Regions from separate parts of the Homo sapiens genome. Here region 1 is linked to region 2. Evidence: chromatin loops called from intact Hi-C (ENCODE). Cell type or tissue: Caco-2. All regions are shown on one strand. Each heading gives the region's core, and the rest is flanking DNA. Links, peaks and the distances in the headings are about the cores only.

Evidence for each region. Hi-C counts contacts between places; a loop is a spot of excess contacts. Peaks named below come from ENCODE experiments on the same cell type or tissue, not always from the same donor. Only the 100,000 strongest peaks of a DNase experiment are listed, where the experiment ranks them.
Region 1: it touches region 2 in a loop (1.9-fold over the local background); 5 of 110 quality-filtered maps call a loop at or near these places.

What each region holds. Positions count from the first base shown.
Region 1 is chr22:42,685,640-42,690,962 of GRCh38, forward strand. No RefSeq gene overlaps it. Among named protein-coding and RNA genes, the nearest start is that of A4GALT, 33 kb to the right of the region's middle. RefSeq lists enhancers at 432-1,323, 1,324-2,213, 2,214-3,105. In Caco-2, for the core only: no CTCF peak of the experiment used is centred there; DNase peaks (open chromatin) are centred at 1,622, 2,852 and 3,402.
Region 2 is chr22:42,777,765-42,783,135 of GRCh38, forward strand. No RefSeq gene overlaps it. Among named protein-coding and RNA genes, the nearest start is that of A4GALT, 60 kb to the left of the region's middle. RefSeq lists a silencer at 2,413-2,462. In Caco-2, for the core only: a CTCF peak has its summit at 2,428; a DNase peak (open chromatin) is centred at 2,577.

The DNA of each region.
Region 1 (5,323 bases), core at 324-5,323, 92 kb before region 2:
CCTATCAGCAGCCCCTGCTGTTGGGGGCACTGAGGGTTTTTTTTTTTTTTTTTTTTTTTTGAGATGGAGTCTCGCACTGTTTCCCAGGCTGGTGTGTGCAGTGGCGTGATCTCGGCTCACTGCAACTTCTGCCTCCTGGGTTCAAGCAATCCTTCTGCCTCGGCCTCCTGAGTAGCTGGGATTACAGGTGCCTGCCACCATGCCTGGCTAATTTCTGTATTTCTAGGAGAGATGGGGTTTTGCCATGTTGGTCAGGCTGGTCTTGAACTCCTGGCTTTAAGTGATTCACCCACCTTGGCCTCCCAAAGTGCTGAGGCTACAGGTGTGAGCCTCTGCACCTGGAGGCCCTGAGGTCTTTAGGGCAACATCAGAGGGGTGTGAGTGGCCAGGAGAAGGCCTGGGGTTTGTGCAGGTCCCTCAGCCTCTGGGGACGTGAGTTTCTCATTTATTCATCCCTCAGTAAGCAGGCATGTCCTGTCCAACCCTGGATTGGGCTGGGGCCAAGAGGGAACCCCACCCTGGGCTCCAGGAGGAGTACATGGTCTCATGGCATAGACAAATGGGGTCTCCTATACCACAGGAAAGGACAGCAAGGCCAGAGAAGAAAAAGCTCCCTCACTCCACAGAGCACAGATGGACAAAAGCCCCTGCTCCTAGGCCCAGCTGTGCCTGCAGGGTGCAGTCGGCCTGCATCTGTCCCAGATCTCCTTGAACTCTGGCCTGGCCTCTGCTCTGAGGGTATGGGCGGGGCTGGCAGAGACCTGGCAGAGCCTTCATCATCCCCTGCCAGTGCCCCCTCCCCCAGGGCCCCTGTAAGGCTCCCCTGATCCCTGCCAGCTGCCTTCTATAAATAGGTGGGTGTGGCCACTTGCCTTTGTCCCAGACCAGGGTGCCTGGCGCTGCTGACACAGGGGGCTCTGAGGGCCCCAGCTTTTGGTTCTCTTTCCTGAGGCCACGTGTCAGCAGCAGCTCCAGAACTTCTCCATGCTACCCTGCTCACTCCTTGGATGCTGCTGGCTCTGGTCCTCTCCCCATCTCCCCCAGGCCCTCCTCCAGAACCCACTCTCTGGGGGCAGGCAGCCCCTAGAATGGGTGCTCAGGTTCCATGCCCCTCATTCAGCTGCCTCACCCAGAACCAGCCCTCCTTCCTACGGCACCACTTCCCATCACCTTAAGGTCAGCTTCTCAATCTGGGTCCCCGGGAGCCACATCTCTGGGGGGCCCCTCACATTCAGTCTCAGCTGCGTGTCTCATCTGCTCATCCTCCCATCTCTCCAGCCACTTGGCCAGAAGCCAGGCTGCACCCTAAATCCCCAACATCCAGCCCTGTTCCCTGGCCCAAGTGCCTCTCCAACTGCCCTCTCCTCCACCCTCACGGCCTCTGTCTTGTTGTTCATGTCAATGTTCTTGAAGTCCACAAACTCTAAATCTAAAATCGGTGAATTTTCACCAAATTACACACCACTTAACCAGCACCAGATCAAGAAACAATAACCAGCCCGGGCGCGGTGGCTCATACCTGTAATCTTAGCACCTTGGGAGGCCAAGGCAGGTGGATCCCTTGAGGCCAGGAATTTGAGACCAGCCCAGGCAACATGGTGAAACCCCGACTCTACAAATAAAGTTAAAAATTAGCTGGGCGGGCGTGGTGGCCCATGCCTGTAGTCCCAGCTACTTCAGAGGCTGAGGGGGGAGGATCTCTTGAGCCCAGGAATTTGAGGCTGCAGAGAGCCATGATTGCACTACCGCACTCCAACCTGGGTGGTGGTGCAATGGCACCATCTCGGCTCACTGCTACCTCCACTTCCTGGGTTCAAGCGATTCTTGTGCCTCAGCCTCCCAAGTAGCTGGAATTACAGATATGCGCCACCAAGCCCAGCTGATTTTTGTATTTTTAGTATAGATGGAGTTTCACCATGTTTGCCAGGTTGGTCTTGAATTCCTGACCTCAAGTGATCCGCCCGCCTCGGCCTCCCAAAGTGCTGGGATTACAGGCGTGAGCCACCACACCTGGCCTCAGCCCAGCCTCTTAATGCAACTATGTAAATGGGCCAGGATCCAGCTGGCCAGAAATAAGAGTAGGATCCAGCTGGCCAGAAATAAGAGTAGCATCCTGGAGAACACAGAGGCAGTGAGGACAGGCACAGGCAGGGCAGAGGTAACAGCAGAAAGGCTGCAAGGCCAGAAGATGCCCGCTGCCACCACACCACCCGGCCAGGTGAGGACCCCAGCCTCTGCCCATCACAGTGCTGTGTTCTTGCACCTCTGGGCTGGGAGCAATGGGTCTAAGGCCCGGGGCAGGGCAGGGGTCCCAAAGATCCTCCGTTCCTGCCTCCTGGCCACCGACCCCTGGCCAGAGTTGTGCATCTCCTCTTTTGCAAAGAGATGGGTGGTGCCCCCTCCCAGCATGGTTGTAATGATCAAATGAGCCAGCCCAGCCCCTGGCACAGAACACATTCTCTACGACACAGAGTGGTGTTATCACACCTCCACTTTCCACACAGAGAAAGAAGCTCAGCAAGTAGGTGGCGGTGCTGGGATTTGAACCCAGACCTTCACTGTTCTGTGCACAGGGTAGGAAGGAGGCTGGCTGGGGAGCCGAGAAGGGGTCCAGTGCCTGCCTCGGGGGGCAGCTACCACTCTTCACCTCCCTGCGCCAACAGCCACAGACCAGAGTCTAATGTCCCCTTCCGAGCCCCCACAGCTACCGGAGGAGTCTGGCTCCTGCCCTCTGCCTTGGGGGATTCCAGAGGGACCTTGCACTTTGTCCTGCCCCTGCCTAACAGAGCCGGCTGTCGCCTGAGGCCCTGGTTTCCTCAGGCTGCCCCCGCCTCAGGAGCAGGAGCTGGAACAGTTGTTGGGCAACGGAGTTCTGGGAAAGGAGGAGGGAGGGGCGCTCGCTCTGGTGGAAACCTGCCCTGGGGAAATGTAATCAGATCCTCAGAGCAGCGGTTTGTTCCTGGCTTGTTTCTAGTGGGTGTGTTCACAGACGTTTTTGGCCAGGACTGAGAAAGACGTGGACCTATCCTTTACTGGGGGAGCACTGCGTGGCCTGGGGCCGGTGTCCAGTCGGTTATTTAAGAATCTTCCCAGCTGGCCAGGCATAGGCAAGCAGGGAGTCGTTTTCCCAGCAGCTCTAGGGGAAGGAAAATAATTCCCCCTTGCTGGTGTATCAATATTCAACTTCTTGTTTAAATATTAAATTGTAATGTCCTCTGAGTGCCCAACAGAGATCGGGGATGAGTGAGCCCCCGTGTTCCTGGAAGTCTGGTTTCATGGTTCACTTGTTCCTAAATCTCTGCTTGTTCTAACTTGGACTAGCCCAGTGCAAGGCGTGCTCGGAATTCTGCTGTGAGGTTGGGGGTCAGGGTGGGACCAGGCTTCAGGCCCTGGACTCAGGTGTGATCTGTGCTGCGGTGGGGTTGGGGGAGGAGGAGCATCCCCTTCCAGGGTGGGTGTGGCGGCAGCAGCAGCAGCAGCAGCAGGAAACCAAGGGGAGGTGAGACGTGAGACATTCCTCCCAGCTTTAGTCCACTGCCAAAAATCAGAACCCAGCCCCGGTCCCCACCAACTTCCAAGGAGAGAAACGAGACCAGGCCAGGCACGGTGGCTCATGCCTGTAATCCCAGCACTTTGGGAGGCCAAGGTGGGCAGATCACCTGAGGTCAGGAGTTCGAGACCAGCCTGGCCAACACAGTGAAATCCTGTCTCTACTAAAAATACAAAAATTAGGCCAGGCACGGTGGCTCATGCCTATAATCCCAGAACTTTGGGAGGCCGAGGCGGGCTGATCACCTGAGGTTGGGAGTTTGAGACCAGCCTGACTGACCAACATGGAGAAACTCTGTCTCTACTAAAAATACAAAATTAGCTGGGTGTAGTGACGCACACCTGTAATCCCAGCTACTCGGGAGGCTGAGGCAGGAGAATTGCTTGATCCCGGGAGGTGGAGGTTGCGGTGAGCCGAGATCGCGCCATTGCATTCCAGCCTGGGCAACAACAGTCAAACTCTGTCTCAAAAAAAAAAAAAGAAGATTGTTTCTGTCTCACATTACAGTCCCAAGGTGAGTGCTCCAAGGCCACTGGGGCCACTCTGCCACCCCCAAAATGTGCCCTGCAAAGCACTCCAGCTGCTGCCATGCTCCAGCCAGTGGGAAGCGGGTTAGAGTGCCCAAAGCAAATGTCTTTAAGATCATCCATGAGTTGCCCGCATCACTCCTGTTCACATCCCATTGGCCTGGACTTAGTCACATGGCCACAGCCAGCTGCCAAGGGGAGGTGCTATGTCTGCCTAGAACTCGCTGTGTTCTTTTTCTAAGGACCACAAGAAGAATGGACACTTGAGGATGGTAAATAGCATCTAACACACGAGACAAGGAGTCGGGATAGGGCGCTTTCAGGGTTGGTTAATTCAGCAGCTCGCTGAGGTCTTCATGTCTTCAAGGATGCAGTATGGTGACATTTGATCTCAGACTTGTCCCCTCACGGCCTCAAGATGGCTGCCATTGCTTGGAGCATTACACCCTTTTGCCAAATGCAGAAATGTTGCTTTCTTGTCTATGAACATTTTCTCAGAGCCCTCTTTTCCAGCTGACTTGCCCTCTCATTGGCCAGAATAGCATTATATGCCCATTTCCACTCAAATTACTAGGAAGGGACTGGAATGACTAGGACTGGCTTAGACCAAAAGAGATTCACCCCCAGGCCTAGGGAGGGCCCACTTCCTCTACAGCCCTAAGCTACCTGAGGGTTGAACAAACTTGGGGTTTCCTTAGCAAGAAAGAAGCGGGAGGAGAATGGCCGTGGATAAGGAGTCAACAGCATCCTCCCTGGGAACTGGCACTTCCTACCCACCTCTCTGCCCTAAGCAGACATTTATGCACATAATTTCATAATTTCCTTTTTTTTTTTTGAGATGAAATCTCAGTCTGTCACCCAGGCTGGAGCGCAGTGGTGCGATCTTGGCTCACTGCAAACTCCGCCTCCCGGGTTCAAGCAATTCTGCCTCTGCCTCCCGAGTAGCTGGGACTATAGGCGCCCCAAGTCATGCACAGCTAGTTTTTGTATTTTTAGTAGAGATGGAGTTTCACCATATTGGCCAGGCTGGTCTTGAACTCCTGACCTTATGATCTGCCTGCCTCAGCCTCCCGAAGTGCTGAGATTACAGGCATGAGCCACCGTGCCCGGCCTTTTTTTTTTTTTTTTTTGAGACGGAGTCTCGCTTTTGTCAGCCAGGCTGGAGCACAGTGGTGCGATCTCGGCTCACCACAACCCCTGCTTCCCAGGTTCAAACAATTCTCCTGCCTCAGCCTCCCGAGTAGCT
Region 2 (5,371 bases), core at 109-5,108:
AACCTGGGAGGCAGAGGTTGCAGTGAGCCGAGATCGTGCCATTGCACTCCAGTCTGGGCAACAAGAGTGAAACTCCATCTCAAAATAAATAAATAAATAAATGCAGAAGGAATAATAAAATTAGAAAATTACTATTTTTTTCAAATCCTTTATGAAATGATGAATCTAAGTAATAATCATCAGTGTTGTTGTTGTTTTTTTTTTTTTTTAGACGGAGTCTCGCTCTGTTGCCAGGCTGGAGTGCAGTGGTGCAAACTTGGCTCACTGCAACCTCCACTTTCTGGGTTCTAAAGAGTTCTCCTGCCTCAGCCTCCCAAGTAGCTGGGACTATAGGCCCACGCCATAACACCTAGCTACTTTTTGTATTTTTAGTAGAGACAGGGTTTCACCATGTTGTCCAGGATGGTCTCGAACTCCTGACCTCGTGATCTGCTCCCCTCGGCCTCTTAAGTGCTGGGATTACAGGCGTGAGCCACAGCGCCCAGCCAATCATCAGTGGTTTCTAAAACCATTGGGTGAAAGATAGATAAGAAACCTTATTACTGTATCTATTGATGAATCAGGCCAACCACATTTGAACAACATTTGATTGATAACAAGACATTATGTGCCTCTTGATGTGGTACCATCGGAAGTACATAGAGAATAGAGTATACATATATAAAGTGGCTGGAAGCAGTGGCTCATACCTGTAATCCCAGCACTTTGGGAGGCCGAGGCGGGCGGATCACCTGTGGTCAGGGGTTCGAGACCAGCCTGGCCAGCATGGTAAAACCCCGCCTGTACTAAAAATATAGAAAATTAGCTGGGGGTGGTGGTACACGCCTGTAGTCCCAGCTACTCAGGAAGCTGCGGCAGGAGAATCACTTGAATCTGGGAAGCAGAGTCGGCAGTGAGCTGAGATCATGCCATTGGATTCCAGCCTGGGCAACAGAGCAAGACTCGTATAAAAAAAAAATACAGTATACATATATATCCTTACCTAAATAAATAATTTTTTTTTTTTTGAGATGGACTTTTCGCTCTTTTTGCCCAGGCTGGAGTGCAATGGCGCGATCTCAGCTCGCCACAACCTCTGCCTGCTGGGTTCAAGCAATTCTCCTGCCTCAGTCTCCTGCCTCAGTCTCCCAAGTATCTGGGATTACAGGCGCCTGCCACCACGCTCGGCTAATTTTTGTATTTTTTGTATTTTTTTTTTTTTTTGAGACAGTCTTGCTCTGTCGCCCAGGCTGGAGTGCAGTGGCACGATCTCCGCTCACTGCAAGCTGCGCCTCCTGGGTTCACGCCATTCTCCTGCCTCAGCCTCCCGAGTAGCTGGGACTACAGGCGCCCGCCACCACGCCTGGCTAATTTTTTTGTATTTTTAGTAGAGACGGGGTTTCACCGTGTTAGCCAGGATGGTCTCGATCTCCTGACCTTGTGATCCGCCCGTCTCGGCCTCCCAAAGTGCTGGGATTACAGGCGTGAGCCACCGCGCCTGGCAATTTTTGTATTTTTAGTAGAGACAAGGTTTTACCATGTTGGTCAGGCTGGTCTCGAACTCCGGACCTCAGGTGATCCGCCTGCCTCAGCCTCCTAAAGTGCTGGGATTACAGGCGTGAGCCACTGCACCTGGCCTAAATAAATACATTTTAAAAATGGAATCAGAAGCAAGCCTCTAAATCTCTCTTTTTTTTTTTTGAGACAGAATTTTGCTCTTGTTGCTCATGCTGGAGTGCAATGGCGTGATTTCAGCTCACCGCAACCTGTTTCCCGGGTTCAAGCGATTCTCCTGCCTCAGCCTCCCAAGTAGCTGGGATTACAGGCATGCGCCACAACACCCAGCTAATTTTGTATTTTTAGTAGAGACGGGTTTCTCCATGTTGGTCAGGCTGACCTCGAACTCCCGACCTCATCTGATCCGCCCGCCTTGGCCTCCCAAAGTGCTGGGATTACAAGCGTGAGCCACCATGCCCAGCAATAAGCCTCTAAATCTTACTATCAGTTTATCAGAAATACTATTCTGTATTCATTAAAATGAGAAAACTTAGTGAGTCTGAACTTAGCAAGCTTAGTGACAAGGTAGAATACTGTAAACTGCCAGGCACGGTCGCTCACACCTGTAATCCCAGCACTTTGGGAGGCCGAGGCAGGAGGATCACCTGAGGTCAGGAGTTTGAAACCAGCCTGGCCAATGTGGTGAAACCCCATCTCTACTAAAAATACAAAAATTAGCTGGGCATGGTGGTGGGTGCCTGTAATCCCAGCTACTTGGGAGGCTGAGGCAGGAGAATCGCTTGAACCTGGGAGGCGGAGGTTGCAGTGAGCCGAGATCACGCCACTGCACTCTAGCCTGGGCGACAAGAGTGAAATTGCATCTCAAAAATCAAAACAAAACAAAAAAACACACAAAAACAAAAACATTGGCAACTCTCACACCCTGCTGATAGGAATGCAAATTGTCCTATGCAGTTTGAATTTGACAGTACATACAAAATGGGAAAAAATCATCCCCTTGCCACTAGATGGCGCTTACTGGCTTTCAAGTACTTTATCGCATGTATTGTCTTCTGTTACATTGCTGCCTTCCTGTTTTTACTTCTCAAGGATGGCTGGAGGAAGGGGCTGGGCACTAGGGATTAGAGCCTCACAAGAATGCTGTAATCTGGATCCCAACAGCCATATCTGCTGTGGAACCATGTTGCCCCAGGGGACACATCTCTGAGCGTTGCTGTCTTCCCTAGCCACTTACATTATTCAGTTCCTTAGCAATATCTATCTCTGATACTGTGTTAAGGGTCTTTTTCTGAAGAATACACATTTTAATAAGTCTAATTTTTAATTATTTCACATAATATCTGTGCTATTTAACTTTTCTCTTTTTTATTATTATATTTATTTTTTTAATTTATTTTTTGAGACAAAGTCTAGCTCTGTTGCCCAGGCTGGAGTGCAGTGGCGCAATCTTGGCTCACTGCAACCTCTGCCTCCTGGGTTCAAGCGATTCTCCTGCCTCAGCCTCCCAAGTAGCTGGGATTACAGGCATGCGCTACTAAGCCTGGCTAATTTTGTATTTTTAGTAGACACGGTTTCTTCACGTTGGTGAGGCTGGTCTCGAACTCCCGACCTCAGGTGATCCACCTGCCTCAGCCTCCCAAAGTGCTGGGATTACATGCGTGAGCCACCACACCTGGCCTACTGAAGCATTCTATTCAAAATATTCCTATTCTGTTTCAAAAATATTAATTGCCCATCCCTGGGGTAATATCACACTTCCTGCTCCACAGAAATCAGGTTTGGAGACATAATTTGTTTTAGCCAATAGTATATGGGCAGAAGTTATGTTTGTCACTTCCAAGCAGAAGCTTCAAGAGCCAGAATGTGACTTGCTGTGGGGTTTTTGGTTTGTTTTTCTTTTTCCCTGCTATGAGATCAGTCATGTTCTAGAGGCTGTTTCATCAGCTTGGGTCCCAACGTGAAAATATTGGCCATCTACAGTGGACCTGAATGAGAAGTAAACCTTTATCTCCGTAAGCTGCTGAGATGTTGGAGTCATTTGTTCCTGCAGCATAATGTATCGTATCCTGACCGATATACTGGCCATTTCTTATTTTTTATTTTTTTTGTGACAGAGTCTCGCTCTGTCGCCCAGGCTGGAGTGCAGTGGTACGATCTCGGCTCACTGCAAGCTCCGCCTCCCGGGTTCACGCCTCTCTCTCCTGCCTCAGCCTCCCGGAGTAGCTGGGACTACAGATGCCCGCCACCATGCCCGGCTAATTTTTTTGTATTTTTAGTAGAGATGGGGTTTCACCATGTTAGCCAGGATGGTCTCGATCTCCCGACCTCGTGATCCGCCCACCTCGGCCTCCCAAAGTGCTGGGATTACAGGCGTGAGCCACTGCGCCCGGCTCTGGCCATTTCTTAAACATCCTTTCAGACCAGTCATGACCTCTGTGAGGTTCTGCACATGCATGGCTGCCTAATAGTTAATGATACAAGTAAACATTTTGTCTGGGTGATATGGATTGGATCTGAATCCCCACCCAAGTCTCATGATCTGTTGTAATCCCCAGTGTTCCAGGTAGGGCTCGGGGGAAGGCCATTGGATCATGGGGCAGAGTTCTCGTGAATGGATTAGTACCATCTCTCTTGGTACTGGATAGTGAGATCTCACGAGATCTGGCTGTTTAAAAGTGGATAACACCTCCTGTCTCTCTCTCTCAGTCCTGCGCTTGCCATGGAAGACTCATGCTCCCACTTGCCTTCTGCCTTCTGCTTTGAAGCTCCTTGAGGCCTCCCCAGAAGCAGAAGCCACTATGCTTTGTGTACAGCCTGCAGAACCATGAGCCAATTAAAGCTCTTTTCCTTATAAATTACCCAGTCTCAGGTATTTCTTTATAGCAGTTCAACAAGTGACGAATACATTGGGGAAAGCTCCATTGCATGCCCCCCCACTTTTTTTTTTTTGAGACTGAGTTTCACTGTTGCCCAGGCTGGAGTGCAATGGTGTGATCTTGGCTCACTGCAACCTCCATCTCCTGGGTTCAAGCAATTTTCCTGCCTCAGCCTCCTGAGTAGCTGGGATTACAGGCACCCGCCACCACGCCTGGCTAATTTTTGTATTTTTAGAGGAGATGGGGTTTCACCATGTTGGTCAGGCTGGTCTCGAACTCCCGACCTCAGGTGATCCACCTAACTCAGCCTCCCAAAGTGCTGGGATTACAGGCGTGAACCAGCGCACCCGGCCCATTGCATGACTTTTGGCAAAAAAAAAAAAAAAAACAGGTTCTGCCCCCGACTAAGGAAGCCAAGAAGAGCAGATACTTGCTCTCCTAGAGTCCTTACAGCTAGAGAAGTGTGACGTGACTCCTATCCACTCCAGCCTGGGTAACAGAGTGAGTCTCACAAAAAAAAAAAAAAAAAAAAACCCAGAAAATAAAAAATGAGAGTCCATGAAAAGATTATTTCAAATTCATCCTTGACAGGAATTTAAATTCTTCTCCTCCATATAGATTGTTGTGAAAACACATTAATATTCTTTTTCCCTGGTGCGGAAGGAGGGAATAGAAAACCACTTTTTTTTTTTTTTTTTTGAGACGCAGTCTTGCTCTGTCACCCAGGCTGGAGTGCAGTGGCGCGATCTCGGCTCACTGCAAGCTCCGCTTCCCGGGTTCACGCCATTCTCCTGCCTCAGCCTCCCGAGTAGCTGGGACTACAGGCACCCACCAACACGCCTGGCTAATTTTTTGTATTTTTAGTAGAGACGGGGTTTCACTGTGTTAGCCAGGATGGTCTTGATCTCCTGACCTCAGGTGATCCACCCGCCTCGGCCTCCCAAAGTGTTGGGATTACAGGCGTGAGCCACTGCGCCTGGCCTAGAAAACCACTTCTA